5 separate regions of the Homo sapiens genome follow, and all the other regions are linked to region 4. The links are chromatin loops, found by intact Hi-C in ENCODE. Cell type or tissue: PC-9. All regions are shown on one strand. Each heading gives the region's core, and the rest is flanking DNA. Links, peaks and the distances in the headings are about the cores only. Region 1 overlaps NDUFAF2 (NADH:ubiquinone oxidoreductase complex assembly factor 2). Region 2 overlaps LINC03122 (long intergenic non-protein coding RNA 3122). Region 3 overlaps LOC105378993 (a long non-coding RNA gene). Region 4 overlaps ZSWIM6 (zinc finger SWIM-type containing 6). Region 5 overlaps ZSWIM6 (zinc finger SWIM-type containing 6).

Region 1 (6,109 bases), core at 770-5,769, 360 kb after region 4:
TTGTTTTTTCTAGAGACATAGTCTCACTCTGTCACCCAGGAATGAGTACAGTGGTGTGATCATGACTCACTACAGCCTTGAACTCCTGGGCTCTAAAAATCCTCCCACCTCAGCCTCTGGAGTAGCTAGGACTACAGGCACATGCCAACGTGCCCAGCTAAGTTTTAAATTTTTTGTAGAGATGGGGTCTCGTGATGTTGCCCAGACTGGTCTTGATCCTGGCCTCAAGTGATCCTACCACCTCATATGTTTTATTTTTTACCAAAATTAAAATTTTTAATTGTTTTTTAAAGTTCAGTTGTTTTTTCTACTATTTCCCTCCCTGACAATGCAAACTTTCAACAAAATATATTTTATTTCAATATTTCCCTTTATATCCACACCAAGACCTTCATCCAGGTCCCTCTCATTTCATGTCTATATTAATTTTAAAAACCTAACCATATTGTATTCTGATGTCTATTCTTTATTGTTTCTTTAGGAAACTACTCCATTCCATATGATCCTACTTTGTCCATGGGGTTGTGTGGGACTATCACCCTTCTACTTAGAGGTAGGAATGTTAACCAAATTTGACCCATGGTATTCTATCCTTTTAGCCACAGAAACTATTTCAGGGATGGGTACATGACCCCTGCTGGGCCAATGAAGAGTCTTCCTAGAACTTTTGCTGGTGCTTCCAGGAAAAGATACTTTCTCAGCTTCTATGATCATAAGCTATAAAGACCATGTAAGACCTGTGATTGCTGGGCCATCTATTCTACTATGTGGAGAAAATCTATCTATGAATGAAACCAATTCAGAGTCATGTTATGGAGATGGTGCATATCCTGATGACATGGATCATTTGAATCTAGCTCAATTTCTGTTCAGTTATATTTTCTAAAATATTGTATTAATTGGGATTGGCTAAGCTGCAGTAACAAACAGACTCTAAAAAACTACGTAGTTTAAATAATTAGAAGTGTATTTGTTTCTTATGCAACAGTGCTGGGTGAATGTTCAGGTAGGCCATGCAGTTCTTTCCATGCAGTCATTCAAAGATCCAGGCTGATGGCTACTCAGTCATTTTCAACACATGACTTCTAAGGCTTCCCTGAACACTGCCATTTCATTTAGTCAGAAAGAAAAAGAGCACCCAGGAACACATAATGGAGATTTTTATGGCTCATGCCAATGAAGTGACTCACATCTGTTTCATTTACAATGCACTAGAGAAAACTTAGTCACATAGCACACTTAATTTCAAATGGAGCTGCTAAAGGTAGTTTGTGTATCCACGAAGAAGGAAAAAGTGATTTTGGTAGGAAGCTAGTGGTCTCTACCACAAATATGTTCCTGAATAAAGCCAAATCAACAAAAAGGTTGAATAACGAACACTATCATATTCGCCCCAGAAAAACTGGTTTTACTGAATTAAAAACCTGGTGAAATACCATTACCCATAATTCAGTGTTATTATAATACTCCAGAAAAAAACTTATCAAATTAATCAAAGTATGTTATCAAGAATACTTGTTCATTACATTAGTGTCTACTTATAAAAACCATAGAAAAAGTCACATCAGACATTAGTATTAAGGATAATAGAAAATAACAAATATGCCAGTCGCAGTGGTTCACGCCTATAATCCCAGCACTTTGGGAGGCCGAGGCGGGCGGATCACGAGGTCAGGAGATCGAGACCATCCTGGCTAACACGGTGAAACCCCATCTCTACTAAAAATACAAAAAATTAGCCGGGCATGGTGGCGGGCGCCTGTAGTTCCAGCTACTCGGGAGGCTGAGGCAAGAGAATGGCGAGAACCCGGGAGGCGGAGCTTGCAGTAAGCAGAGAACGCACCACTGCACTCCAGCCTGGGCGACAGAGCAAGACTCCGTCTCAAAAGAAAAAAAGAGAAAATAACAAATATAATTTTTCTCTTATAGGACCAGGAAAGATTAACAACACAGACCCAGTGTTATTAAGAGTGTAGGAAAATTAACAAGCTCTCATACTGTTTGGAATATAAATTGAGCAGTATGAGTTGTGCGACCAACTGTTTCCTTTTCTGGACTGACTACCAAGAAGCTTAGGGGTATGACCACAAGTGCTCTAGTGGGGTAATTATATAAGATTTTGTACTTTATTGCTTGATTTTTTTAAAATAAGTAACATATTGTTTTTCGAATGAAAGCAAAATAAAGCTACTTTATTTTTGGAAAAGAAAAAATAGTTATACTTCTCTAAGTAGTTGTTTGATTGACCTCAGAGCCATTGTGAGGTTCTGACTTAAAGGTTTCTCCTTTTTGAGTTGGTTGCTACAAAGGTCAGAATTGCATTTGAGTCCACTCTTAGAAAATGCATAGCTAATCAGAGTTTATATTAGTGCCTCATATCTGGTTCTACTTTTTCCCCACCCTGACTTTACATTCCTCCTTTCACTGCAATTTTATGCCTCTATCTTTGAGTCTTCAATCTTACATCCTTTCTGGAAGAAGGAAGAGAATGATCTTATAATAGTTTTATTGTACCACAATTCTAACACCATCCCTATACAAAACTCAATTCTACAATGCATTTTTTTTAATACAGCAAAAATCCAAACTCTTCACTTTAGTGTTTATACTAATGCCTAGGTCAAACACTGCTATATGTGGGAGAAAAAGAAAGAAGGCTCAAGTTGTTCACACTCTGGTTCAATGACCCTAATATTTTTCCCACTATGACTCATATCTGACAACCTAATGGCCTCACATTCCTGGAGGCATACCAAGATGTATGCTATATACAATTCTCAGCATGATAACAACTTTGTCTCTTTGGCTATTACTGATCTGGGACACACTGGTGGTCTCAGGGGTCAGATGGTTAGGAACACAGATTGACTGCAATAGAGAGCGATAAGTACAAGAAAGAAAATGCTGTGTGCTGTGATACCACACAGGAAAAATAAGGAACCCAGAATTGTGAAGTAAAGAGAAATGGGAAACTTTCTGTGAGAGGTATCTATCAAATAGCAGTTAGGTGGGCAAAAGAGGAGGCTAATGGAGATTAGAAGCATCATTCTAGAAAATTAAAATTAAGAGAACAATTGGATTTTACATGGGAAAGATTATGAGAATATTTTTGGACACTTGAATATATGCTACTCTGTACCATATGTCATCTTTTCTGCGTCACTGGAAAATCAGCTAATCCATATGATAGCATTTTTTAGATAAATGAAGCCAATTCCTTTGAAAAGCAAATATTCTCAGTCTGATTGTTTTAATGAAAAGAATTTAAAAATACTTTAGAGTTCTTTTTTTCCTGCCTTAGTGAACTAAACATCCTTTGTGTACTCACTTTCTCTTTGGATCACATGCTAATTATAAACACAACATAGTCCACTATGTTAAAATAGTGTCCTACTGTGACTTTTTGACTTTTAAATGATTCTTCCACCTTGCAATAATGAAGATATTTCTTATTGTCAATTAGTGTTACTGCTGACTACTGTCTGTCAGCCCTTTTCCAATCTTTTACATGTAGAAAATTAAGGAAATAAATTGGTAATGAAAGGAAAACTGAACTTGCTAAATCCTTCACCTTACCTACTACACCAAGTCAGTAGTTCTAGTCTGAGGACAGCTGTATTCTGTACAAGGTTCAAAGTGCATAAATTTTATGATTTTTTTTTTAAATACCACCTTCAAAGAGATCTTGCTGGATTTTGTTTTGGCCAGTTCCAAGCCATGCTTTCCTGATTTCTCAGGCTGCCATAATCCTTCCTTGAAGAGTATCATTTGCGCAACAATAGAGTAGAAAAGGGTCAGTCAGCACAGTATTCAAATTTAGACTTTGGCCATAATCTGTAAATGAGATTGTACATTTCATCATCATTTCCATCATAATTTTCTCTAGGTTAAAGTTGAATTTAAAATACACTACTCCACCTCACAACCAGTAAGATGGCTACTATCCTTTCTACAAAAACCCCAGAATAACAAAATAACAAGTGTTGTCGAGGTTGTAAAGAAACTGGAACCCTTGTGCACTGTTGGTGGGAATGTAAAATAATGTAGTAAGGCAAACATTATGGCAGTTCCTCAAAAAAAATATATATATAATAGTATTACCACTTTATCCAGCAATTCCATTTCTGGGTATATAACCAAAAGAATTGAAAGCAGAGTCTCGAAAAGATATTTGTATGTCCATGTGCATTGCAGCATTATTCACAATGGCCAAAATTGTGATAATTCTTCAACTTTCGGAGGGCCAAAAGATGGAAACAACCCAAGTGTCCCTCATCAGACTATACATGTCAGACTGTGTGTGTGTGTGTGTGTGTGTGTGTGTGTATAATTTAAATTGCATAATTTGTGTATATATAATTTTCATTGTGTATGTGTGTATTTATATATATGTATATAAATACACACATACACATACAATGAAATATTATTCAGCCTTAAAAAAGGAAAGAAATTCTGACACATGCTATAACATGGATGAACCTGAGGACATTATGCTAAGTGAAATGAGCCAGACACAAAAAAGACAAATACTATGTTTCTACTTACATGAGGTACTTAAAGTAGTTCAATTCATAAACACATAAAGCAGAATGGTGGGGGAGAAGAAGAATGAAGACTTGTTGTTTAACAGATACAGAGTTTTAGCTTTGCAAGATAAAAAGAGTTCTGGAGATTGGTTGAACAATAATGTGAATATATTTAATACCACTGAACTACAGCCTAAGAAATGATTAAGATAGTAAATTTTATGTTATGTGTATTTTACCACAACTAAATAAAAATTCACAAACTACAGATTTTGTAACCCTGTTCTGATAATTCTTCAAATTTCGGAGGGTAAAAATCCGTGTCTTATTCCTTATACGGCTTTTTTGGTCCTTTTTGAGATCCTAAATTATTTGGACTAAAAACTTTTACCTGTGATTTAAAAAGATATTTAATAAAGAAAACTCTTTGTACCAAGTAAGGCTGGGTTAATAAAAAATTACTACATACTCTAGGGACTTATTTATAACAGTTTTAATAAAAGGTTACATCAATATATTGACTCAAATAGTATATAATTACCAGCTGTTATCCACAAGGATATAATTGATCCTTAAAATTGCCAAACTAAAATTCTATATATATAAAAAGAACACAAAACTCTAATATAATATACTGAATTTTGGACATTATTATACATTGATTTTTAAAATATACCTTGGCCCCAACAGATGATGAAGATGCATGTTTACCTTGCATGTTTGTGTCAAAAACAACGAGACATAACCACGCAGCCTGAAAAAGTGCGCCCCATTGTGAATGTGGTTCTACCACCACTCCCCTCTCCAATCACCCATCTTAATCCACTTAGGTCAGAACCATGATGTTTGTATGGTCTCAAAGATGATATTTTCCACTGCCTGACTGCCTTCTAGCAACAAGATGAGTAACATCTAAGTCATAGAGAGGAATGGTGGTTCTTCACTCAAATGTCTTGAAGAAAAAAACCACAAAGGTTACAGGAAGAATTCTTATTTGGATGTTAGGATTAAGATCAACTTTGCTGAGACTGGGAAACAAGGTTATTGGCCCAGGTGTAATGGCTTGAAGAAAGCTGCCTGGGAGATAGCTTCTGACAACACTAACCTCTCAATGCAAATCATTACACACTTCCATTATCCCCAACCTTAGGCAAATTTACTTATTCAACAAGAATCTTAATTTCATAACTCTAATGTCTCATTCTTCACTTCCTATAAAAACAAAAACCATATATGCCTTTGAAATAGTTCCAGGCATCCTACCTGATTAAAGAGTGGCCTCATTTTAAACTCAATCTCCTTTTTAAAGTTTAATGTGAGTAGGCACTAACCCCAGGATAAAAAAATAATTTGCCAACTGAGTTAGTTAGCGAGAAATAATATGAATATTTATCTGTTTTTTCTTGATTTAAAATAGATAAACAAGCAAACATATCTCCTCAGTGAAAGCCATCCAAAGGTAATTTCAAAACTCTCCAAATTGTAAAGGGAAGAAACAGCCAAGGGAATGAATTTTCAAACTCAGTTCCAGTACACATTAGAACTTAAAAAAAGTATTAGATGCTGGGTGTTATTCAGGG
Region 2 (6,109 bases), core at 737-5,736, 250 kb before region 4:
TGAGATCCCGGTTCCCTTCAACCCGCTGCCCCTGACTTTCAATCTCCCTGAGCCCGTCCATGTCTGCTCTTCCCATTTCCTCATTCTCTCATCCCCCCCTTTTGGTTTTGCTTCCTTCCCCCTCCCACCTACACTCCAGGGCCTAGCACTTCAGCCCCATTTTTTACAATAGCCCCCTTCCTAAACCAACAGCCTATGAACCTGCTTCGTAGTGCACAGCCAGCAATGAAGCAAGAAAAGAATCGAGCACATAGCCCCAATATGTTCATAAATCGCATACATTTTACTACTGGGCTGACATTTTCTTCATTTTAAAACATATCACGAAAATGGAAAGGCACAAATGACATGATTTTAGAAGGCCAATATAATAAGCATTTCAGTATTTTCTGCCCATTCCCATTGGAGCATTTTGTACAGCCCCTGAGGGTGTGTGTACTCCAGTTTAGGGACCACAGCCCTAAACCCTATCACTCTCTTCTCCTTCTGTCACATCCACCCTACAAAGCCATCCCTGAGCCAGTCTAGTCATGAGTGTCCTGTTCTCTGCCAGGTGTCTAAGTGGTGTTAGAAGACACACTCAGTCCCAGTAACCTCTGGATATACTCTTTCAGCTCAGGGCAATGTCACTGAGAGCCTTCAAGGGGCAACAGTGAAGCTAGTTTGCAAGAAAACGTCTTTCATCTTCATCTATTGCCAGCACCCAGCACAGTGCCTGGCACTTGCCTGTGACCATGAATGCATTGATCTGTGCACACATGTGGCATCCACATCGCTCTGCCTACGTGGTTACCAAGGCATGAAGAGAACAATAGAGAGAGCCCTGACAGGTCAGGACATCCCAGCTGGGGCGCCTTTAGTTCTGAAGCTGTGTGAGGGTACCTTACCCTCACAGCACCTCTGTCTGCCCATAATGGCCCAAGCAATAGACTGGCCCTCAGAATGTGCCTGAGGCAGTTTAATTAAGGCCATTTTGGCACTTGACTATTCCAGAAGGTTGTATGGAGGTGGGAAATAGGGCTCTTTCAATCTTCTCTTCAATGCTGGCAGCAACCCTGGCTCAGGGCACAGCTGTACCCCCATTTCCTTCAGATGTCCCCTCACAGAAGGATGCCGCTGTCAGAGCAAAGGGGTGAGCAGGAGAGTGACAGAGCTTAAAGAGCAGCCTCCAGTGGACACAATGTAGACTGGATTTGAGCAGGGCCTCCAGGGTAAGCACAACGAGAGGTGCTGGAAGAGCCAAGGATATGTGTTTGACCTACCTTCCTCTCTGGCCATGGAGGGCATCTCTTTCTCTCTGTCTCTCTCTGTCTCTCTCTGTCTCTCTCTCTCTCTCTCTCTCTCTCTCTCTCTCTCTCACACACACACACACACACACACACACAGAGAGAGAGAGAGAGAGAAGACAGCTATGGCACTTTCTCAGGAGGTAAACATGATTTAGGCAAAATTCCCTCACTTCCTACAGTTCTTTTATCTTCTCTTTCTCCCTTCCTCGTCCAGTGTTTCTTAATGACTGGTCATGGACTGACCCCTGAATCAAAGTCACTAAAGCCCTGTTATCAGTGCAGATTCCTGGTGTCATCTCAGACTAAGAGAATTAGCAAGTCTGAAACTGGAGCAAGGGACTCTGCATTTAAACAAAGTTTTGCCCATTAAAGTTTGAGCACCACTGAAAAACTCTCTCTTCTTCTCCTGTGTTCTTCCCAACTATGCATCCCTAATCTGTGGCCTGCATCCATCTAGCCACCATTCCCCTCTGCCCCTCCACTCCTGAGGCCATCATGATGAAGCCAGTGGGAACTCCAGTGGAAGGACCCAGACAGGAATAAGATCACCTGGGCCTTCACCTTCCTTCACCGACCGAGAGCTCTTCTCTTCCTGCGCTTTTATTTTAATCTAGGACATCCCCTCACTTGGCTCCTAGAGGCCCTGTTTCATTTAATTTGGCCTCCTTGCCCAAGCAGAATCCTGGGCAAGCCTGGGAACCTAATACCCTGAATTCAAATGAAGTTGCCTGGAGGAAACTGAATGAATCAGGTAGCTAAGATTTGGCCTAACGTTGATCTATTTTTGGCCAAAGCCAACCTCCACTAATAGGTCTCTACTAATAGACTTGCAAAGATGGAGCTCTGAATCAATGCTAAACAAGAGTTATAAATCATGAAGACGTTTGCTGTCTTTTTACCTCCCAGGGATGGGAGTGAATGGGAGAGGACTCTGACCATGAAGCGCTCTAATCTAAACTCGGAGAAAATTCTCCCAGCCATTCTTCTGCTCACAGAATTTCCGCGGCACCAGTCTCCCTGCAGCTTTGACAAGTGAGCTATTTTAGTATGAGAACAAGTAGAGTTATTGTTATCTCTGCTCTGAATCAAGGATAAAAAGAAAAGGTGAGCGGGAGAAGGAGGGTGTGAGAGAGAAGAACTGGGGGTGAGGTGCGGAAAAGCAGAAAGGACTTCAGATACCGAAAGAAAAGGAGCCAGGTGCTCTTCCCGGCAAGGAAGTCACCAGCCGGCCGGTTTGTGGATTGAAATCAGCACGTGACCCCTCAGCAACCATAGTAACAGTCCCTCCCTCTGGTCTCACAGGGCTCTGGAGGGGTGAAGACAGCACGATACATGCCAAGGTGCCTTGTCAGTGGTGAAGTGTTGTCTACACAGGGTGGCAGCTCCCTGTTTGACCAGGGAGCTACTGCGCCTTTCCCACAACCCCACCCAAAGACTCAGGACGGCCCAGGCCAGAAGGAAATTTAGACAGTAGACCCTCCGTCAGCAGATACCTTTCCCTGCTCTTCCTACCGGGTCACCTAGACCCTTAACAAGGGTGCTATTTTAGCAAGAAACTGAAAATAAAAAGAGAATCTGCCCTCCGAACATGCTGAACACTTATTTTAGCACACAGCCCCATGGAGGGTCAGCGCTCCACGCATGTTTTAAAGCGTTTGTGCCTATTTATTTTGAGACCGGCAGGGCCTGAGTGAGCCACAGCTTCCTGGATTCTGCTTTGTCAGCAAGGAAGATTTGCTGCCATAGATATGCTGAGCTCCCTCTGGGGCCCCCCTTCTCCTGGAATCTGACTGAGATGAGAAGTTTATCCCAGCACTTAAATGAAGAGACTTCCTCCAGCTCCCACTTCTGCCTCACCCCTCCGCCTACCACTGACAAACAGGCCTGGCTGCAAGGTGTGCGTGTCACCAGGACCTGGCCACCAGAGGGCGACAGAGAGCAATGAGGGTCGAACAGTTTCCCAGAAGGAGCCAAATCCCCTGACACATCTGCTCCCTCCTCCAGCCCAAAAACTGCCAGACTTGCTAGCATTTGCCAGTCCACCGAAACAAACATCTCACCTTCATCGTACAGTTCCTTGGTAAACTCTTATTTTCTTCTTTATCAAGTTTGGATGGAAAACAAAACAATTAATTTTAAGAGCAGCACACAAGAACCTAAACATTATTTATGTCTCTAATTATCTTGTTCTGGTGGGTATTTTAGTCCCTGTCTGGTCAGCACATTAATTATCTTCATAACTACAGCAAAAGTTAAATAATAAGCACCCAAGGCTACAGCACTACTGTAATGTGCAAGCTTAAATGAACTTATAAATTTTATTAATGGATGCTTTATACAACTCCTTATATTATAAATCAAACAAGAAACCTATTTCTGTCTTTTAAGGGTATGGTGAAAAAGCTTTAACATTATTGAGGATAATTTTTATTAAGTTTAAAACTCCCTTTTTCCAGTAATGAGACTGTTATGAGGATAATTTAATCTAGTTTGTCATGAGGCACCCCGGCTTGTTAAATAAGTTAATAAATGACTGTGCATTAATCAAAGTGACAAAGCTATGAAGAGCTGGGGATGGGAGACAATTCTGGTGATAGTATTAATTAGTATTTAATTAGAAACTTAGGGCCCATAAATAAAAAAAAAATCATGGTAGAGACATTTATGCAAATTGCTCAGAGCCTGCAGTGGAGTTAGCTTTGCTTTAAAGAAACATGATTTTTTTTTCTAACATACTGTACACGGCAGCACTGTGGCCACATCACGTGGCTTAAACGAGCTCTTCTTTTGTTTCCAATTTGTTCCAATTACAGGCCTGTAAATTCAAATCATTCTTTTGACTGTCTTGATTGAAATGTAGAGTTTCCACAATTTCTACTGGGAGTTCTGTTTTTTTCTTCTTTTAATAAAAAAGGAGAAGTGTTTTAAAGACATAAAGAAGAGCTTTAGATTCTTTTTCTGCTCTTTTAATTAAGATGTGTGCCACCATTTTCTAAGAACAATTGTGGATTCCATTTGGTACACAAACAATGCCTCCTTTTTCAATCCTGGTGAGCTGTAACTAGGTTTTGTTATGTGATATAATATTGAAGACTGCATAGATTCAACTGCCATCATTTTTATGATAATCATAGCACTTTTAGCTTTTCTCTCAATAATGTACTTGGATAAATGGGCAATTTTTGATGGCCCAAAAAGATAATAACCGTTTGGTTCTGAACGTCACTGCTTTCCTAAGGTACATGTTCCCCCTTTTCAGACTTTATTATTTGTTGCATTTATTCAAGAAAGGTTATCCACAGTAAAACTGCTTTTTCTATTCAACAGTCTATCTCTGTCATGGTTCATTTATGTGTGAGCATGACGGACTGAAGCCCGTATTATCCACAGCTGACAAGTGTCAGGCCGACAGTTCAATCAGCCCTTCCTCGAGATGATGCCCAGGGCCCCGTGTTTGAAGTAGGACAATAAAGCAGGCAACACAATCCGGGCAAACTGATCCGATCCCTGTATGTAAAGGGGATTCTGCTTAATAACACAGTGTGGTTTTTTTCCCTCTCCAAACACATTAGTCCTTAAACAGTGAGTTGGCCCTTAAGAAAATCTGTGACTGACATGAAAATGCTGAAGTTTTAAGGTGGTTGGTTTATCCGTAACCTCATGGGGCTGCTTCTTTGTGCAGACTAGTTTTGTCAAAGTCAGAAAAATAATGTATTCAGTGTCTGATCATTTTTAGGGAGTTATTCGAATGGGATTTTAAGTCAGACATCCTGATGTTGACACAGGGATCATTTTCTTGTCCTTTTGTTTTACATTTGTGGAACAGATCATTTGCATTGGCTAATAAAATTAAATCTCTGAAATGCATACAAAAGTGAGTTCCCTTCAGCAACAATCCTCAATTCCCTCCACCAGCCGAGTAAGCAGAGTTGCTGGGTGTGTTTCTTTATATTGGGTCTCTCTAGAACACAGGCTATAATGCAAACATATCTTCAAAATTAGTGCTCCTTCGGCCTGGGTAACACTTAGACTCAAATGTATATTAAAGTATTTCACTACAGATCCTGACAATCAACAGCAGAGCCAAAGTCGATAAAATGCTAATAACCTGCTGCGGTCTGTTCCTTGGAGGACTGGGGTACTGCTGTTGTGCTCTCTTCCAGCCTTCAAACCATTGCAGGCGACAACGGGCAAGGGAAGGCGGCTCACCCCTTTAGAAGGGGCCAGAGCACTACATGCCTTTCATAAGGAGGAAGCCAAAGACCCTCTTAAAGCATCATAAAACCTTCAAGCCAGAAGGCACAATGCAAAACATCAAACCCAACCTCTTCCATACTTGATGAATGAGGCTCAGAGACATTTTTGTGACTTCCAACGTCAGAGAGCTTGTAAGTAGCAGTGGAAGGAAAAGGTTAACAACAACAACAAAAGAATCCTCTGAATTTTGCTTCTCTTTATATGACTTTACTAGGCTGGGCAAGTTAGTGCAGAAGGGACTGATGAAAAGCAGAATCCAGAAGTCAGAACGTGAGGAATGATGCCGGCAACTACCAAACATGACTTCTGTCAATTTCCTTCTTGCACAATGCTGGAAGTCCTAAGTAACGTATTTTCTGTGAATGTTGGTTTTTCTCCGTCTACCCTGCTCTGTCCGAATCTACCCATTTACTGCATTCTCTCCCCCACTTTGACCCCACAGACCACATCACCCAAACACCCTTGGCTGCTGGCTTCCAACTGTATTAGAGACGAGGGGAGGCACTAATGGCCAGTCAAGTGGGAAGAGAGAAGCTACACTGTGTCCTTGTCCCCTGCTTGGA
Region 3 (6,109 bases), core at 554-5,553, 100 kb after region 4:
ATAACTAGATCAAATTATGAAAGGATTTCCATTTTGAATGGTTAACTCTCACCAAATACAAACACACACACACACACACACATGCACACACACACACACACACACACACCACACACGATCAAGCTCCAAGCTGGAGACACCAGCCTTGGGAAACCTTTGCTAGAGAAAAAAGGATTCCCCTACAGTTCATCACAAAGCTGTTCTGGTTTCAATTTCCCCTCTCCTTTTGAAATAAGATCCATTACCCTCAGCCCTCTACCTAGAGTAAAGTAGCTGGGACTTGGAGGAAGTGGCATGGCAGACCACCCAACAACAGGGGCGTCTGATGTGGAAAGGAAAAGTTAAACCAAAAATCTAAAGATGATGTCAAAGAGATGAATCATGCTCCCATTTCTCTCCAGTGAAGATCCGCACGCTGGAGTGTTCAGTTACTCACCCAGCTAGAAGGGGCTGGACTAAGTCACTTTCCAGTCCATACCTCAGCCTTCAGGCAGTGTGCAACAAACCCTTTCAAGAGACTCTTTCGCTTTCAAGTTCTTGAGAAATGTTTCTATTCTCTAAACTCCTCAGGCTGTCTTCTGTCAACATACCTATCTCTTCCTTTTACTCATACACATTTTCTTATCACTATCTGATGTGTTTTGTCCCTTCCACTAAGCTGTGAAGTTCCTGAAGCCAAAGAATGGGTCTTGTTCCACCAGAGGGTGGCCAGCACCTCCATGCTAATACCAGGGACAGGGGAGTTATCCCACATCGCTGAGCTTGCATTACTTGTTTTGTTATCACTCTGGATCAAGATTCTCTCCCTTAGATTGTGAAATTTGAGAGAGCAGGACCTCAGTTAGTGAAAAATGCAAGTGACTCCCTGCCAGAGTCAGCTTCACTAGTGGATCCAGGAAGCAGCCACATCTAGGGTGTGTGATTTGAGGGGTTTTGGAAACACCTTCCACCCTCAACTTCTAAAATTCCACCAACTGTCACTTTTTTCACTTACTGTTTTGAGCCTTTTTCAAATACGAAGTCATACATGTAGTGTGACTTTAAAACCTTTTAATGATCTTCATATAATTTATATAACTTATCATGTTACTGCTTAGAGTAGATAAAGGAAAGATACTGAGTGTGGGAAAAGGAGGAGATATGACCAGAAAGGTGGGAGGGAAGTTTGGATGTCAGTCGGCCCTAATCACACCAAAATCTTTTCAATAATGTGTGATGGTGTTGTTATGAAGCATTTCTCTCTATCCAAAAGCACAGCAGATTCTTTGTGTATTGACTAGAATATGAATAAGATTGGGTGCATTTAAAGAGTGCTCACTGTATGCCAGCGAGTGCTCTAAATGCCTATGAGCAACCCAGTAGACCCTGCAACTCCCTGTTATCCTTCCAATTTTACAGATGAGAAAACAGAGGGATGGGGGATCCAAAAGTCACCAAGGCAAGAAGGTGGCAGACCAAGAAGAAGAGTAAGAATTACTGACACTTTTATTTTTATTCCTTTTTTTTTTTTTTTTTTTTTTTGAGACAAGGTATCACTCTGTTTCCCCAGCTGGAGGGCAGTACTGCCATCATAGCTCACTGCAGCCTTGAACTTCTGGACTCAAGGGATCCTTCCTACTCTGTCTCTTGAGTAGCTGGGATTACAGGAAAGAGCCACCATGCCTGTTTGATATTTTTAAAAAGAAATTTTTGTAGACGCAGGTCTCGCTATGTTGCCCAAGCTGATCTCAGACTCCTGGACTCAAACAATCCTCCCACCTTGGCCTCCCAAATTTCAGGGGTTGGGAGCCTCACTCATTATTATCTTTGAAATAATTAAGCTCACCTTCCCTCATCCCTTTCCCACATTCACCCTCATGATTTTCATCCTTCTCCCCTCTTGCCACTTACCTTAGATAATCCTAATGAATCCTAAATGTGGGAAATAAAGTTTCACCTAAGGAGGCAAAAACGATGTTCTTGGCATACATAAGGTCCTCCTACAAAGAAGAGTTTTCAAGAAATGGCAACCAATATGCTGTCATTGACAACACTTTTTAAAATGTAAATTGTGATTCAATACTTTAAAAGTACCCAGGGATTCCTCTAAATTGCAATACGCCCATTGGGGTGATTCCCCGCCCCCCCCCCCACACACACTATTGACTAAACAGAGATTATAACCATGGCAACCTTTACATCACTTGACACATGAATATGGAGCACAGCCTTCCTGGTGGGGAGGTGTGCTGCTCTGTGTATGTACCCTGTATGCTGTTATAAGACGTGTGTAAACAGACACTCACGTGACTCAGCCAACAACTTCTTTTCCTTAAAGAGGATGGGTTGAGAAAGTTCATCCTGTGGCTCTGACTAGAGAAGATAGAGTCCTTATTAACCTTTAGATTAGAAAAATTAAATATATTTGTTTCCTAGAATCTAGGTGATTGCCCAATAAATAGGAGGAGAACAAGTTAAAGTTAAAAAAAGAAAAGCAGATAAATAGCAGAGCAAGAGGCAGGATGCATCATGCCTCGGTCACTACATGTTTGCAGGGTTTTGTTAAAGACAATGGTATGACGTTGAAACTTGGATTGCCTTGAGTACACCCTCACAGCGCTGCTCGTGGGGCAAGCATGCCTGGGAGATGACCTGGGGCACCACGCCCTGCCTATCTCAGACAAGGAACTCCAGGCAGCAGTGGCGAAGCTAAGCAGCTCCATCCTTAAGGGGCGGAGGCCGGCTCATATTTGCCTATTAGGGCCGTGGGACGCCGAGGTTCTGCTGGGTCCCTCCTGGAAATAGATCCTTCCCAGCCAGCACCCGAAGTCAGCAGCAGAGGGCAAAGCACCTGGGCTTTATTTAGCTCCAAGCTCCACGATCCTCCTGGTGAGTTTGAGCCTAAGGGGTTTTTACATGTAGTGTGACTTAAAACCTTTTAGCAATCTTCATATAATTTATATAAAAGAAATAGCTCTTTAGCCAGTGTGGTGGCTCATGCCTGTAATTCCACCTACTGGAGAGGCTGAGGCAGGAGGATTGCTTGAGCCCAGGAGTTGGAGACCAACTTGGGCAACATAGTGAGACCCTTGTCTCTAAAAAAAAATGTTTTTTAAGTAGCCGAGTGTGATGGTGTGTGCTTAGTGTCCCAGCCACTTGGGAGGCTGAAGCGGAAGGATCCTTTGAGCCCAGGAGTTCAAAGCTTCAGGGAGCTATGATCGAACCAACTGCACTCCTGCCTGGGTGACAGAGTGAGATCCTGTCTCTGAAAAGAAAGAAAGAAAAGAAAAGAAATAGCTCTTTGAAGCAAACCTCTTAAACCTTTAAAAATTGTCTTTGTAACTTGGGGGCTTGTTTGAGTCCAGGAGTTTGAGATCAGCTTGGGCAGCATAGCAAGACCTGTGTCTACAAAAATTTCTTTTTTAAAAAATCAAACGGATAAGGTGGCTCTTTCCTGTAATCCCAGCTACTCGGGAGACAGAGTAGGAAGGATCCCTTGAGCCCAGGAGTGCCAGGATGCAGTGAGCTATGATGGCACCACTGCCCTCCAGCCTGGGCAACAGAGTGATACCTCATCTCAAAAATTATCTTTGTAACTTGGGTTGACTAATCTCTATTATGAACTATGCAGGGAATTCACCAAATTTATCCTTTCCTTTAATTTTTATCACGAGGCTATGTTTTATGTTCTTGTACAAAGATAGTGTAGATTCAACTTACTGACATTTTTGGAGGCTTGGAACTACCAATAAAGCACTGATAATTATTGTGCTTTACTCTTGAGCTTGTAAAATGCAAGTAGTATGTTTTTAACTTTGAATGAAAACTTTCACTTTCGTGAGGACCTTGGCTTGCAGCTATATCGAGTGCTACAAAAAAATGCTGATAGCTCCTTAGGCTGGACATCCTCTACTTTTTCTCAGCCACGAGTTTTAGACATGCAGTAAGGATTCTTCCTTAAAAAAAAAAGAAAAGATTCTATCTACAGTTAACAAAAGTTAGAGGGGTTCTTTTTAATTCTGGAAGGAAAAGGAACTTTTTTTTGGAGAATATCTCAACCCACGCATAGTAATAAGCACATTATATAATACTTTCAGATACTAACCTTCATTTTCTCTTTCTTAAAGAACTGGTGGTAACCCTTCACTGATGGAGAGAGGGAAATGTAATTGTTCACACTTACTCTGGAGAACTTTTGAACATTTCATGAGGTCTTATTATTAGCTCTGCAATGACATGTCAGCTTCTGTCTTCAGGATGTTTAATTAGAGATTCATTTCTTTTTGAAAGTGCTGTGTTTAGGCACTGAGTCCTATTCAACTTTTTCCCAGGGAAGGCTTTACATCCCTCTGAAATAGCTATTACTGAGTGATGCTGCAGCTCTTGGTGTCTCTAACCTGGGCACTCTGTTTGCAGCCATATGCCCTTACTACTGAAGACCACAGTTCTCTCTCAGCACTGTGGCAAAGGCAGAGGCATTTAAAAAGCCCTACCTAATGGGAATATTTTCTTCCTGCTTGGAGTTTGAGTGTAAATGGTTCCTTCACGGGATGAATTATGAATGAGATCATTAACTAGCCCTTGTCTGTTACCCAAGGTATTGCTGTTTGAAAACTTCATGTTCAATATCACCCTGAGTGCACGAAACCCAGGCCTTGAGGAAATGCTGACATATTAAAGGCAGTATAGATGAAGTGGGTGGGCCATCAGGTCATTTAGCCTCAAGCTCAAGGAGGCCCTAGACTGTGGCTGCCATTCTGCAGCAAATTTGTTTAGGAAAACAGAGTGCATCTCATCCTAACATAGATCCTAAATTAAATCCATCAAACTGTCAACTCTCACTATACCGGCAGGAGAAAGGCCAGATACAGTAGTAAGGGGCATCGGAATCTGTAAGCTTCTTTCTTTGTCCTTTCTGAGGCTCTTAGACAGTCCACATACCTGTTGATGCAGTAATACTTTGCCAATTCTTACAACTGTCACTAGTTAGATTTTGTTATACCTGCTGTCATCAGTCAACAAACCTCTCTTGTTGGTAAGGTATGTCAAAGGCCATGACAATACCAGAGATGAATATGAAGTGTTCCAACAGCAAAAAGAAGTATCTGTCACCCACATTGCTGACCTGTTGGTAAGAAAAGGCATATGAAGATGTAGCGCTGGCTGGAAAGAGGGGCGCCACCAGATGATAGACAGCTGATCCCTAGCAGAGGTCTGCGTTACCTGCAGGGGTGAGCTGAGCCCTGGCTCTTGGGAGAACTGCTCTCTGCACTTGCAATCAGAGGCAGGGCACACAGAAGGGGCCCTGGGAGGCTGGGAGTATGCTCAGGCAAACGTGAAACTCAAGCCTGAAAGCTAAGCCCCAAATCCAAATATGCTGTTACGCAAAGCGTTCGCAGATTGGCTGGCGTTTGATTCTCGTATGAGGTTACTTGTTGGCTTGTGCTGAGTAATTCTCTGGCATGCCTGTGGCTTGTCAGTGGCATTCCTTCCTGAGTCACCACTGGACCCACAGCCTGGCTCAGGGAGCAAGGTCCAGCACTGTCCAAGAGCCTTTCTTTTCAGATGAATCCTAAAGCCCACTGTCCAGATTTGCAGATGTCACCACGCTTGCTTTTCCATCTTCAGAGATGAGCTGGTAGGCATTTGCAGTGAGGAAGGACTTGAGGAAACATTTTGGGGGTTGCACCTAACTGTTGAAGTGATGAATATTTGTCTGTCATCAGCTGGATGAGAAGAGTTAAAATCCCTGCCAGAACTTTGGAGGCCTAGGGAGATGGCATCTCTCACAGGAGCAGCATTAGGCCAATTACAATGCTCAGCATTTCCCCCAACACCCTAGGTTCAGAGTTCTTTGCAATCAGTTTGTTTCCTTTAGCTGAGTTTCTTAAACACACATCACCCCTTGTGGAGCTCTCTGGGCCTCCACCCAAAAGCTAAAGGATACAAAGAGGCAGAAGAAAAGACTGAGCAGCAGACTCTACCCAAGAGGGAAACCAAGCCAAACATTTCAGCGTTTCATTATTCTCCAAAAGCCTGTCAATACTACAAAGGGGAAACTGGGAACAGCCAAAATGTGCAGCATAAAAGGTTGGCCACATAGATGATGGGAAAACAAGCCATCATTAAA
Region 4 (6,109 bases), core at 324-5,323:
TGATCTTGGACTTCTTAGCCTCCAGAACTGGGACAAATAAATTTGTATGGTTTATAAGCTACTGGTTAAAGGTATTTTTGTTATAGGAGCCTGAGTGGATTAACACATTGAAGACAATATATTTCAAAACATGTGTTAACTAGACAAAAGTAATTTTAAAGTGTTCTTATTAAAGACAAGGTTGAAATTTCCTGAAACATTTTAGAGTATTCAGGAAGCAAAACTATATTCTAGCTTTGTCCAAAAGCTTCCAATTAGGGGGTTGTTTCTTCACTAATATCAAGACTTCAGGGAAGCAATTTTTACTGTATTCCCATCCTTTGTAACTCAAAATGTGCTCACCTTAGTTGTCATTAAAGTTTAAAAAACAATTGAGTCACACTTAAGTCCAAATACAGACTCATCCAACAAGACACAAACATTCACTCCATATTTTGAGAGGACTGTATTTTAGAAGAACTGATAACTAATTTGGCAAAAACAAAGAAAGGAAACCTCATTCTAAATACACACTCAAATCACTCAAGGCTCCACTCCTAGAGCACAGGACCTCCCAGCGACTTTGCTGCAGTGCTTCAGACAAGCAGAGAGATGGAGAGACCAGTCAGCATCCACACCAGGTTGCCATTTCTTCTGCTGCCCTTTCCAAGCATGCCAAACCATAGTGTATTATTAACCAGAATATTCTTACGTCTTCATAAAAGCGTTTTTTGCCTTGAGTCCTGTTATAGGAAAACTAATAAAAAGCATTTTCCCCTGGAGAAACTAAGACACGATGAGATTAAAAGTGGACAAAGTCGTATAACTGGTGACTTAGCAAACTAAGCACACTTCATACCTCATTCTTAATTCAATGTTCAATCTGTCAAATATTCCTGTTGGCTATTCTATGTATTAAATGAAATGACCTTAATATTTGAGTTCAATGTAACAGTAGTTTACAACTCTGTACTCTTAAAATTATTCTGCATGAAGTGTACTATCAACAAAAAGGTATCTAAGTGAAAAACACCAGTCTTTAGAATCTAGTCAGATGGTTTAAAAAGGAAATAAATCGCCGGGCACGGTGGCTCATGCCTGTAATCCCAGCACTCTGGGAGGCCAAGGTGGGTGGATCACGAGGTCAGGAGATCGAGACCATCCTGGCCAACATGGTGAAACCCCATCTCTACTAAAAATACAAAAATTAGCCAGGCATGGTGGCACGTGCCTGTAATCCCAGCTACTCGGGAGGCTGAGGCAGGAGAATCGCCTGAACCAGGGAGTCAGAGGTTGCAGTGAGCCGAGATCGCACCACTGCACTCCAGCCTGGCAACAGAGTGAGACTCCGTCTGAAAAAAAAAAAAAAAAAAAGGAAATACATCCATTATTACAATACTATTCACAAACTCAGAACACTTAAATTCTGTGCAATTGTCAATGTGGGGCTGAGCACTAGAGTACCGGGGTAATTTAGGGCTACACATGTTGCCTTTTGCCAAGGCTGGTCCTGAGTTTTCGTAGTTTTGTATCTTCCTGGTCTATATGCTGACTTCACCTTAGTTGGGCTGCTATACATAGGTGAAATCACAGTGATTGTGCCTAAGGAAACCATGAAGATCATACGGAAGCTTCTCAACATGAAGGACAAATAAGTCCAAGGCTTCCTCTCATGAAAGGCTAAAACTCCCTTTATCAAAAGTCACAACAGTGCCACTTTTACAAATCTGGGGTCCCTGAAAGAGTTACTCAAATCAATTAAATTAACTATCAGATAACTTCAGTAGCTACTCAAAATAGTCTTCCTTTACTGGCCTGATCAAGTAACAATGTTTTCCATGGAGCTTAATGGCTCCTTTTAGATCCTTGTCTATGAACTGGTATTGCACTCCATGCTTACCCACCCGCAGCTCTCACCATCCCACATATCCCTCTCCACAAAAAGCTAATAAATTTGCATTCCTGACTCTGACTCATACAACTAAGAAACCGAAGACTAACAAAACTCTTAGGTATGACTAAGCAAAATGATCTAATTAATAAATAGTCAAGAAATACAAATGTTTTTAAAAGTAAAATTAACCATCAAGAAAACAGGGTATGGTGGAGAAGGGGGAACTATAGCTCTAAACACCATCCTTGTAAGTTGCTACCAAGAACCCACATTTTTCTTTAAAGGCTGAAAATCAGCAGTAATAACCCAAAACTATCTTGCGCAAAGGTGGTCTTAATAGAGATATAATTAATCTTGCCAATTTTCCACATAATTTCTCTCCTTTTTTGATCTTTTGCTTTACAAAATCATGCTTGAAAACTTTTACAATTTCTTTCTGGTAGCAATTCTGAAATGAAAATGGACTGCAGGTAAGTAAATTTGAGAACCTCCTTAAACAGCAAAAATCACCTCCCTAGCCCCTCCACTGGTAAAAATCACCAAAGTTTTTACTGTGGCCCCCTCGTTCTCAGAAACAAAAACAAAAACAAAATGGCCTTTGAAGTTGGACAATTTGGTATGTGTTACATTTAATTTTGTGCTTATACTTAATACCTAAAGTGAAGCAATACAGAGGCCTGGATTTCAAAAACGGGAAAAAAAAAAAAAAAAAAAAAAACCTTTCCCCTCATTACAAAGAAAATCTATAATCATAATTTAGAAGTCATCAAGGAAACGCAAATCTTGTGCCACCCCGCCTCTGCGCGGTCGGGTCAGTCACACACACGCCGCCCCGCCCCCGCGCCATCAGTCACACGCAGGCCTCGCCCCATCCTGACTCCCAACCCCGCCCCTCGCGCTGTCAGTCTCTGACTCTGGCCTGCGGCTGAACCGGCGGCGCTGACGTCAGCTGGCGACCGCGGCCGCATTCCTAAACAGTTCAGACAAACCCACTGGTGGGAAGCTTCGAAAGCCCTCAGCTGTAGTGAGGAAAGCAAAGGTTTGGCTGGCAGCCAGACTCCTGAGCTCAGCATTTTGTAATGCACTTCCTTTTTATTTAACAGCTTGCATAATGCCCTTAACCCTTCCTTTACCTGCATCACACCTTTAACCCCTTCTTTTCCTGGTCGAACTTCGAAGCAAACTTCAGAACTTGGTCTCCCATAGGGTTTTAATATATTCCTCACCAATTTACAACTGACTGATTTTTAATACTGCTGAAGAGGCAATTTAATTAAATGCACTTGCTCCCCCTAAACTGCTGTTTCCCCCTTAAAGCAATGTTAATTTTCAAGCAAAGAAATTAAAACATTTTATTAAAACAACGTATTTTAAAGCTTTTTTAGACCCCCTCCTTCATAATTTATCTTCTTGAAATTATTGTCAAGAGACAATAGCTTCAAATGGTCCAAAACAAAAGGGTACACAGTGACAAAATCTCCCTCCAACTTCGTCCCTCAGTTGCCCTGTTCTCATCCCATGATAAATTGTTACTTCTCTTGTATTCACCCAGAAGTATTTTAGTGATACATAAGGAAATACACATATATTCTATTTTCTCCTTTTTAAAATGGTAAACTCTATACATAATGTTCTCTACTTTGCTTCCTTATTCTTTTTTAGAATTGCATGGAATTCCACAATTTAGCAGTCCCCTATATATGAGCATTTAGGTAATTTCCCATCTTTTTGCTATTACAAATAATGCTGGTGTGAAAATCTTGTATGACTGTCTTTCAAGAATAAATTCCTAGATGGGAAATTGCTACATCAAAACAAACACATGCATTTGTAATTCTGAGAGGTAACAGCAAACTGTCCTCCACTGAGACTGTACCTTTACCCTCCCACCAGCAGTGCAGGAGGATGCCTATTTCCCTCATGCAAATCAGGCTGTCCCAGAATTCAGATAAGAGGCTCTCTCTCAAGCTTATTTTATTTTTAGAAAACAGATCTGTGAAAAATTGTATCTTAGTGTAGTCTTAATTTACATTTTTCATATTATGAACGAAGTTGGGCATCTTTTTATATATTTTAGAAGCCATTTGTATTTCTCTGTGAACTGTTAAATCATCACCTTTGCCCATTTTTCTATTTGTTCATCATTTTCTTACTGCTTTGTAGGAGCTTATGTTTTTCGAAAAGCAGTGTTTTGTGTATGACACTTTGAAAGATCTTTTTTATATATTTTAAGAAAATTAGCTCTTTGTGACATGATTTGTGAAAATTTTTTCCAGTTTGGTAAATTTATCTGTTTCATGGTTTCTGCCATAGAGAAATTTAGGGATTTTTATGTAGCTGAATTGTTACCAATCTATTCTTTCATGGTTCTTGGTTACTATTATCACAGACTGTCATTCCCCATGCAGTTTGTAGAATAATTTTCCAGTGATTTCTTCAAATATTTTTATGTTTTCAGTTTTACCTTTCAATATTTAGAGTCTGTACTTTTTTTCCTAGATATATATCCACTAGTCCCAACACAAATTGAATAACCTATCTTTTCTCACTGATTGGAAATGCTACCTTTATCATATTCAATAATTTTTCTTATGTAAAAGTGGGGCTCAGAGGAATTTTAGGCTGCACTTACACCAGTGTTAATTTTAAAATCTGGTATAAAGTAAGATATGTTTTCCATGGACAACATGGTCCAGTTTCAATAACTAAATTTCAGATTTGGGGAACTGTGTTTGTTATTTTTAAATGAAACTAAATCCTTTTTAAGATTTCTGAGAGGCCGGGTGCAATGGCTCACGCCTGTAATCCCAGCACTTTGGGAGGCTGAGGTGGGTGGATCACCTGAAGTCAGGAGTTCGAGACCAGCCTGGCCAACATGGCAAAACACCGTCTCTACTAAAAATACAAAAATTAGGCAGGCATGGTGGCAGGCACCTGTAATCCCAGCTACTCAGGAGGCTGAGGCAGGAGAATCGCTTGAACCCGGGAGGCAGAGGCTGCAGAGAGCCGAGATCATGTCACTGCACTCCAGCCTGGGTGACAGAGCAAGACTCTGTCTCAAAATAAATAAATAAATAAATAAATAAATAAATAAATAAAAGATTTCTGAGATAAATTATAGTATCATATGCCACCTTTAAAGACTTAGGCTTTTTGAAAGTAAATACCTACTCGGAAATATTACTTCTGACTAATTATGACAGATTTTAGTCTTCAGAGACTTCATAAAATTACCAGAAAGATGTAAAATGTTGAAAACATTGTTAAAACAAAATTTTGATACTGACTGTAGACAACTTTGCCTTTTAATATATTCTTTAAGGAAAAATGAGTGAGGAATGAGGATGATCTAGTCCTTTCAACTAATTTTTACCTTTCTTTCAATATCTGTTAGGGATTACTACACCAGGTCCCTATAAAATTTCTAGGCTTCACATTTATGTAAACCATCATACTGATAAACAAGTAATATACTATTAATATATTAAGTATACAAATGTTTTCAGCTTTAGTAGATGTTAAAAGACAGTGATATGCAATAATGATCAGTTGCTGAAAAGAGCAGAACCACAGTTTTGAACAGGACCTCATAAGGTTAGGCAGGTGGTTCCCCAAAGAGATAGCAAAATGACACAGACCTGCAGACATAAAGTTCAAAGTACCTGTGTGTTAATGGAGAAGGCCAAGACTGGAGGGAAGAGAAATTCTGCCAAAGCAGGGAGAAGCCTCCAACCCTGAGATGCAGAAGACCCTAATGCAGCTCAGGCTGTCTACTGAATGACAAGGTTATCATTTATTTCACAGTAGTCCCAAGCTCCAGACCTCACAGGACCACAGACTATACATAAAGAAAAAGTCTTTAAAGGTATTTTCTTTGTGTGATACATATACATATTTTAAGATTCTGAAATATAATTCAAATAAAAGACTTTAATCTTCCAAATAAAGATGTGGTGCTACAATTATTTTTATGGAGTTACTCTTTTAAACTCTGAGCCCCTTTCCATATAGAAACTATGACACTGAGAATAAAGTCCAAACAGAAATGACTTTAGAGCTCTTGACACTCTGTCTCTAATCTACTCTTCTACTCTTGTGTTTTACAGAGCCTACACTTTGGCCTCATGGAAGCAAAGCCTACTGTTTTTCAAACATGCCTGTTGTCTTTGCTCAAGTTTTCCTGTATCTGGAATACCCTCCCAAGAACAGAAAATACCAATCTCTAATGCAAATCTT
Region 5 (6,109 bases), core at 313-5,312, 130 kb before region 4:
ATTTGTCCATGGCTACCCCAGGTGGCCTTGCCACAGCCACATTCTCCTCCTGGCAAGAGGCCCATATTCTCCTCCTGGTGGGCCCACTGACTAGATGTGGTATCTGAACCAGTTACTCTATCTTTTCTCATCTGCAAAATCAGAGGGCTGGACTGGAGCATTAAACACAGCCCATGCCCTTTTTCCCTCCCCAGATTTAACATTCCATAGTTCAATTTCTGAGGCTCCTGTGAATTCATTCTAACCAGGAACTCTCAGTGGGGAAAGAGGTATTTTAAAATAATCATTTTAGTTATTCCTTCAATCTCTGATTGCTCTTTTCTGGTGACCATGAAGGTAACTCCAGGTTTATGGGGGAAAAAATCATCCTTGATATCATTAGTGATCTGATTTTGTTTTTCACTTTCTAACAAGAAGTCCCTAAATAAACATATCTCCCTCTTCATAATTCCCCCATTCTTTAAAGATTCAAAATATCCAGGGACGGTCAGGTGCGGTGGCTCATGCCTGTAATCCTGGCAATTTGGGAGGCTGAGGCGGAATGGATCACGAGGTCAGGAGTTTGAGACCAGCCTGGCCAATATGGTGAAACCCCGTCTCTATTAAAAACATAAAAATTAGCCAGGTGTGGTGGCGTGCGCCTGTAGTCCCAGCTACTCAGGGGGCTGAAGTAGAAGAATTGCTTGAACCCAGGAGGCAGAGGTTGCAGTGAGCTGAGATTGTACCCCTGCACTCCAGCCTGGGTGACAGAGTGAGACTCCATCTGAAAAAACAAAACAACAACAACAACAAAAAAAAAAAAAAAAAAAAACCCACAAAATATCCAGGGACATCATATCCCCAGAGGCCCTGTGGGATTCCTTTTTAGGTTCTAGAAATACTCACAAAGGGCCTGTGAGATTCCTTCTTAGGTTCTAGAAAGAATGAGTCAAGGAATAAGCTCTCGTGCATATCCTATTTACCATGAATTCCAAATAACAAGAGAGCTCATGTTAATGGTTCTTTCTGCATCACATCTTTAAGATGAGGCAAATGGTGACAAAAATTAGCCAAATAACAAGAATTAAAAAAAAACAAAAAACTTCTGAACCATCACTATATAGCTTAAAAGCAATCTTCTATACCCTTTGCTTGTACAGTATTCTATGTTACCATGGTAGGTACATTTTCCTGTGATCCTATTATTTAAACATTATTAGTCACTGTAAGGGAGAATCCACAACTAAAACACCAGATTAATTATCCAATCAGGGGATTATACTCCCCATTCTTTAGGTAACTGGGGTATAACAATTTTGTTCACTGCTTTTTAATGGGAAGAAAGCAAATGTTAATAGAGATTCCATGAGAAAAATGAAACAAACTTTTTAGTTCTTGGTTTATCCAGTGATCTGTTCAGAAACTATAAGGAAGCAAACATCTATCTGCATGACGAACTCAAAATGTCCTTGGTATTCTGTTCTGCTGAAATCTAAAACTGGACTCTGGCCCGATCACTCCTCCTTTACCTATTTTTCTCAGAGTTATTAAAAGGAGCTAGAACTGCCCATCTATTATGAAAATGCAAACATCAATAAAAATTTATACTTCCTCTAAAAATTTAACCCTAACAACTGAATCTTCATTATACATGCTAGCTTTATTTAAGTCTCTTATTAGCAATAATTCTTCTCCCTTCATTCAAAGGAGAAACAGTGTCGTTAAGGCTGCAATTCAGAAAATGATTTTTTTTAATTGAAAGACACAAATTAGGCTGCTAAATGTACAGTCCATGCACCTTACATAGCAGTCTGGTTCAGCTGGGAATGACCACGTCTCTGAAATACAGTTCTCTCCTGAAGTCTAACAGATTTGTACTCCAAAGAGTCATTTACCTGCACTCAAAAATCCAATCAAACAAAAACAACCCTAAGAGGTGCCTTTATTTAGCAGTCTTTGATGTCCCAGGAAAGACTACCAGTCATGTACCTGCAGGCCCAGCTCCAGAGACACTTTCAAAAGAGTGATGTCTGGCAAACTGTCCATGAGAGTTGCTATTTTAAATGCATCTTGGGCAAGCTTGAAGATGTGTGATGAGGAGTGAATGTTTTTCTGGATGGATTCTAATACTGTTTCCAGCCTCCGAACATCGCCTGCAATGAACAAGGGAAAACCAAACCAAACCAAATCAAAGCAAAGCAAGACAAACAAATAAACAAAAATCATACAACCATACACACACACAGAGGGGGAAAAAAGAAACAAAACAAAACATAAAGCACAAGTTAATTTACCTAACATGTTCACAGATGGCACAGGTGTTACAACTAGGGCTCCCATAATTACTGCAATGTCTGTGAATCTCGGCTTCACAAAAAAAGATACACTGAGACACACCCTCAATGACTCAAAGCACATATGAACCAGGACCAACATGAGACAGCAACAGCTCTCCTAGTTCCTACTTATGTATTTTTGGTGAATATTTCAGGAAGAAAAAAATGTAACCCAACTTGTAAATCTGCTTCTGAATTTCAACCATTTATATTTTCTTAGCATGGTAACTAACCTGAACTCTGCTGGCAGCAAGTTAATGATGCAGGTAAATGAGGAAAATGCCACCTGTTTTGCCTTAAAAGCTAACATCTAAAGAAAAAGATCCCTTCAACCTATCTGACATTAACACCACTGCTGAGAATTTGATAGAAAACAAGACTTAAAAAAAATAAACAGGCAAACGAATGAAACAATTATGAGGCCTCAGGACAGTACAGTACCTTTGGCTGCAGTTAGCATGGTGGATGCCAGCTCACACTGCTGGGACTCAATGTGGCTTAGAGTGAACCAGCGAGGGTAGCGGTTGGGAACAACTGATGCAATGTGGTGTGGGCGGGTGAGGTCTCCTGATGGAGCAGTAGATTCCAATACTAGTAACCTATAATGAGAAGACAAGGAAGGTGGCCCCTAGTTATTTCTTGACCATGTCCTTGGCCAGAAAGACTGGCCAACAGAAGCCAGAGGAGTGGGTAGATGTTCAGGCCTCTACTCAAGTTCAGCAAGGGCTGGTACAGCTATACTCTGCTGTGTGGGTGCAAAATACCTAGATTTTTTGGACTACTAATTGTTTGCTAATAATAACTGTTCATCACCCAAACCTTGTTAGTTGTTCATCACCCAAACCTAAGAGATTTTCTTTCTTTAGCACCATTCAGAAAATTACAATATTCAAATAAATTAAGATACGCAAACACCGAAGAACTTTTAAACACAGGTCTTGATGTTTACCTACAAATTTTGAATTCTATGACTCAAAAAATAAATCAACAGAAACTGATAGTGAAATGGATATTTAAGACTGAGATCACAGTCAGGAAGCAGTGAGTACTTAAGATGAATAAGCTTAACCTATTTAAACATAAAACAAGAAGGGAAGTAAGACAAAAATTACCTCTTTTCCATCCATTCATACTTTCTGAACAATTAGTTTCTTATGACTCCAGGAATTTGACATTAGACTATGTTCTACCAACCATATTACAGAAGATAAATGTGACCTAAGTGTCTGTCCCTTGACAGTTTTGCATAAATTCAGAGTGATTTCTGATTTTTTATTAAGAATATACTGTCATGGCGAAACCCTGTTTCTACAAAATATAAATCAGTTGGGTGTGGTGGCATGTGCCTGTAATCCCAGCTACTTGGAAGGCTGAGATGGGAGGATCAGCTGAGCCTGGGAGCCATGATTACACCACACCGCACTCCAGCCAGGGCAACAGAGCAAAACCCTGTCTCAAAACAAATAAAAAAAGAATATGCTGATGAAAAAATTTCTAAAAGCAAAGCAAATATTTAGTAATCTCTTCTAAAAGTACCAAAAAGCTTAGTAGAGTACCTAAAGCTGAAATAATTTATTTACAACCATCAAAATGCCGGCCTTCAGTCAAGTACACCAGTGTTAAGAACTATGAAATAAGATAAGAGCTGGAGACCAAGAAGAGTCAGCTGGGTCTGGGAGTGATGCTGGCCTCAAGGCCCCACCCAAGAGCAATTATTGCCTGGTAAGCCAAATGGCTCATTCTCTTCTCCTTTTATTTAGGAACAAAAAGATGTCAGCAGTAGAGAAGGTGGCAAGGTAGGCAGTTAAGTAGTAAGAATAATGGCAGGGTTGCTATTTAGCTTTTTTTTTTTTAACTCAGAATATCCTCGTATTCACAGGCAGGTCTTGCCAGACTTACTGTAGAAGAAACTAATCAACATCCCTGGGAAGATGAGAAAATGAGTGCTGAAGATGACCTTCCTTAGCCTTCCTCTTCCAGAAGGACTAAGAAGCATGCGAGCTACATCTCTCTTTTCCTTCCTGTTCCCTGGGCTGCCTTGCAATACCTGGTGGGGCACATACCTGCCTTCCATGGCAGACCTTTGGCAGGATAGTAGTGGCAGATAGAAGAGAGAAAGTGGAAAAAAAATTCCCCTGTACCCTGCTAGTATTCCCCATTAAGAAACTGCCTTGGCAGCAACCAAGGACAAATATAAATGAGTTTGTGAGTGTTAGAAAAGCAAGCCTTTCTGCCTGGCACATACCATTACATAAGCCAGAACCACACAGAAACTTTATGCTATTTTACCCTTAAACTTTGCCAGTGGTAGTAGCAACAGCATCTGGTGGCACCATAACATTAACATCTTCCCTTTAAAACAAGATTAGAATTCCTAAGATTTGAGTAAGTATAGAGTTGAGCATATGTCTTCATAAGACAGCTTCCATTTCAGCTTCCAAAAATAAAAATAGGAACCCACTTATTTTAAAATCGTGCTCTAAAACATAAACCAAGTGGTATAATGTAATTTGGTGGGGGACTTTTGCTGATGTTTGTTATTGACTTATTTTCTGGTATTTTAAAAATAGAAAAAAGAATACTTAAGAAGATTCTCCAGCAGGTTAGTAAGATTCCATATTGCCAAGGAAAGCATGTCAAATTACAGGATGTCAGCCTTAAAACACACTGACACATAGGTATACACACAGACACATACACACATCCTTATCACTGCATAAAAAAGAGGTGTCCTTATACACATAAGCTACACTCAATACTTTCAGAACAGGGTAACTTTGGGGACACTGGTAATTTATAGGCAAGGATTTGTTTTAGAATCTACTTCTCTGATTACAGACATAGAATCTTTGATGAAAAGCTTCTTGAGATCAAACTGTTAATCAGCACACACAAGCTTTTAGGTCTACAACATGGCTTGTCCTTAGGTGATCTGTACTTTCCATTAGAAGCACAGGAGTGTTTTATTAATTTTTTTAAAGGAAAAAGAAAATGCTGATGTTTTAAGAAAGATGGATGTACCTTTTAGGTCCTTAAAATTTAAAGGTTATTTGTAAGATTAAAATATAATCTTGAACTCATTAAAATATTCACCTTGAACAAATCTGTGATAAAAATAATTATTATGTGAAATAACTTTTAAAAGAAGGTAGAAATAAAAAGGTGGGTGGTAGAGAACAACATATTCTAACTGTTATTGCTGAAAAGGAGAGACCGATGAGGAGATGGAAGCAGTCAGAAGAGAGGCAGGCAGAGCCTGAAGGACCCCGAATAGCGACTCCTTCACTGCTAAATGCACGTCCCACCTTCTCTCAGCCTCCAGTGAATACAGATGTGCCTTGGCAATACAGGGAGTTGCTTTCCTGCACTACTGATGGAATGCGGAATTACAGCAGGTGTGAAGGTCTCCCTCAATTATATTCAAGCCAGTATATTTACTATTTACTACTGCTTCAAAAATCAATTTTTTCAAAACAATTAATCATTTATGAAGGTTTCAACTGTTGCTGTTTTATGATTAAACTTGGCTTGAATTGTGCTTCACGAAAAAGTAGGAAAAAGCCACGGTGTGCTTGAGTCTGATAGCAGCAAGGATAACCCTTCCCTTACTTTAAACAGAAGCAAAACAAGCCAACAAGCAAATCACCTCCACAACAATACAGGAAGCATAAATACATAGTTTCTTTAGCTTTTCTGCTGCCTATAAGAAACATGAAGGAGTAAGTCAGTTAACAGCCATGCTTCCCAGTGGGAATGTGGCCTGCCTCTGCCCAGCTGGGCTGTGAATACATACC

What was found. A loop is a pair of places that touch in the nucleus more often than their neighbours do. Peaks named below come from ENCODE experiments on the same cell type or tissue, not always from the same donor. Only the 100,000 strongest peaks of a DNase experiment are listed, where the experiment ranks them.
Region 1: a loop joins it to region 4, with 8 times the contacts of the local background. A loop is called at or near these places in 5 of 110 quality-filtered maps.
Region 2: a loop joins it to region 4, with 4 times the contacts of the local background. A loop is called at or near these places in 12 of 110 quality-filtered maps.
Region 3: it touches region 4 in a loop (8-fold over the local background); 2 of 110 quality-filtered maps call a loop at or near these places.
Region 5: a loop joins it to region 4, with 2.6 times the contacts of the local background. A loop is called at or near these places in 2 of 110 quality-filtered maps.

Annotation. Positions count from the first base shown.
Region 1 is chr5:61,048,104-61,054,212 of GRCh38, reverse strand. The region is part of intron 1 of NDUFAF2 (NADH:ubiquinone oxidoreductase complex assembly factor 2); the gene reads right to left. Among named protein-coding and RNA genes, the nearest start is that of NDUFAF2, 110 kb to the right of the region's middle. In PC-9, for the core only: no CTCF peak of the experiment used is centred there; DNase peaks (open chromatin) are centred at 1,172, 2,732 and 5,492; H3K27ac peaks cover 2,172 bases.
Region 2 is chr5:61,655,817-61,661,925 of GRCh38, reverse strand. The region is part of intron 1 of LINC03122 (long intergenic non-protein coding RNA 3122); the gene reads right to left. Among named protein-coding and RNA genes, the nearest start is that of LINC03122, 21 kb to the right of the region's middle. In PC-9, for the core only: CTCF peaks have their summits at 3,016 and 3,218 (motif pointing right); no DNase peak of the experiment used is centred there.
Region 3 is chr5:61,301,273-61,307,381 of GRCh38, reverse strand. LOC105378993 (a long non-coding RNA gene) reads left to right here. Exons shown (of 3, transcript XR_948365.2): 3 at 1,399-1,466. Among named protein-coding and RNA genes, the nearest start is that of ZSWIM6, 28 kb to the left of the region's middle. In PC-9, for the core only: no CTCF peak of the experiment used is centred there; DNase peaks (open chromatin) are centred at 2,221, 2,611, 4,991, 5,391 and 1 weaker place; H3K4me3 peaks cover 1,670 bases; H3K27ac peaks cover 3,845 bases.
Region 4 is chr5:61,405,554-61,411,662 of GRCh38, reverse strand. The region is part of intron 1 of ZSWIM6 (zinc finger SWIM-type containing 6); the gene reads right to left. Among named protein-coding and RNA genes, the nearest start is that of ZSWIM6, 76 kb to the right of the region's middle. RefSeq lists a silencer at 2,637-3,027 and an enhancer at 2,453-3,652. In PC-9, for the core only: no CTCF peak of the experiment used is centred there; DNase peaks (open chromatin) are centred at 1,912 and 2,802; H3K4me3 peaks cover 1,213 bases; H3K27ac peaks cover 2,448 bases.
Region 5 is chr5:61,535,619-61,541,727 of GRCh38, reverse strand. ZSWIM6 (zinc finger SWIM-type containing 6) reads right to left here. Exons shown (of 14, transcript NM_020928.2): 10 at 6,109; 11 at 2,757-2,914; 12 at 1,969-2,132. Among named protein-coding and RNA genes, the nearest start is that of LINC03122, 99 kb to the left of the region's middle. In PC-9, for the core only: no CTCF peak of the experiment used is centred there; a DNase peak (open chromatin) is centred at 2,417; H3K27ac peaks cover 984 bases.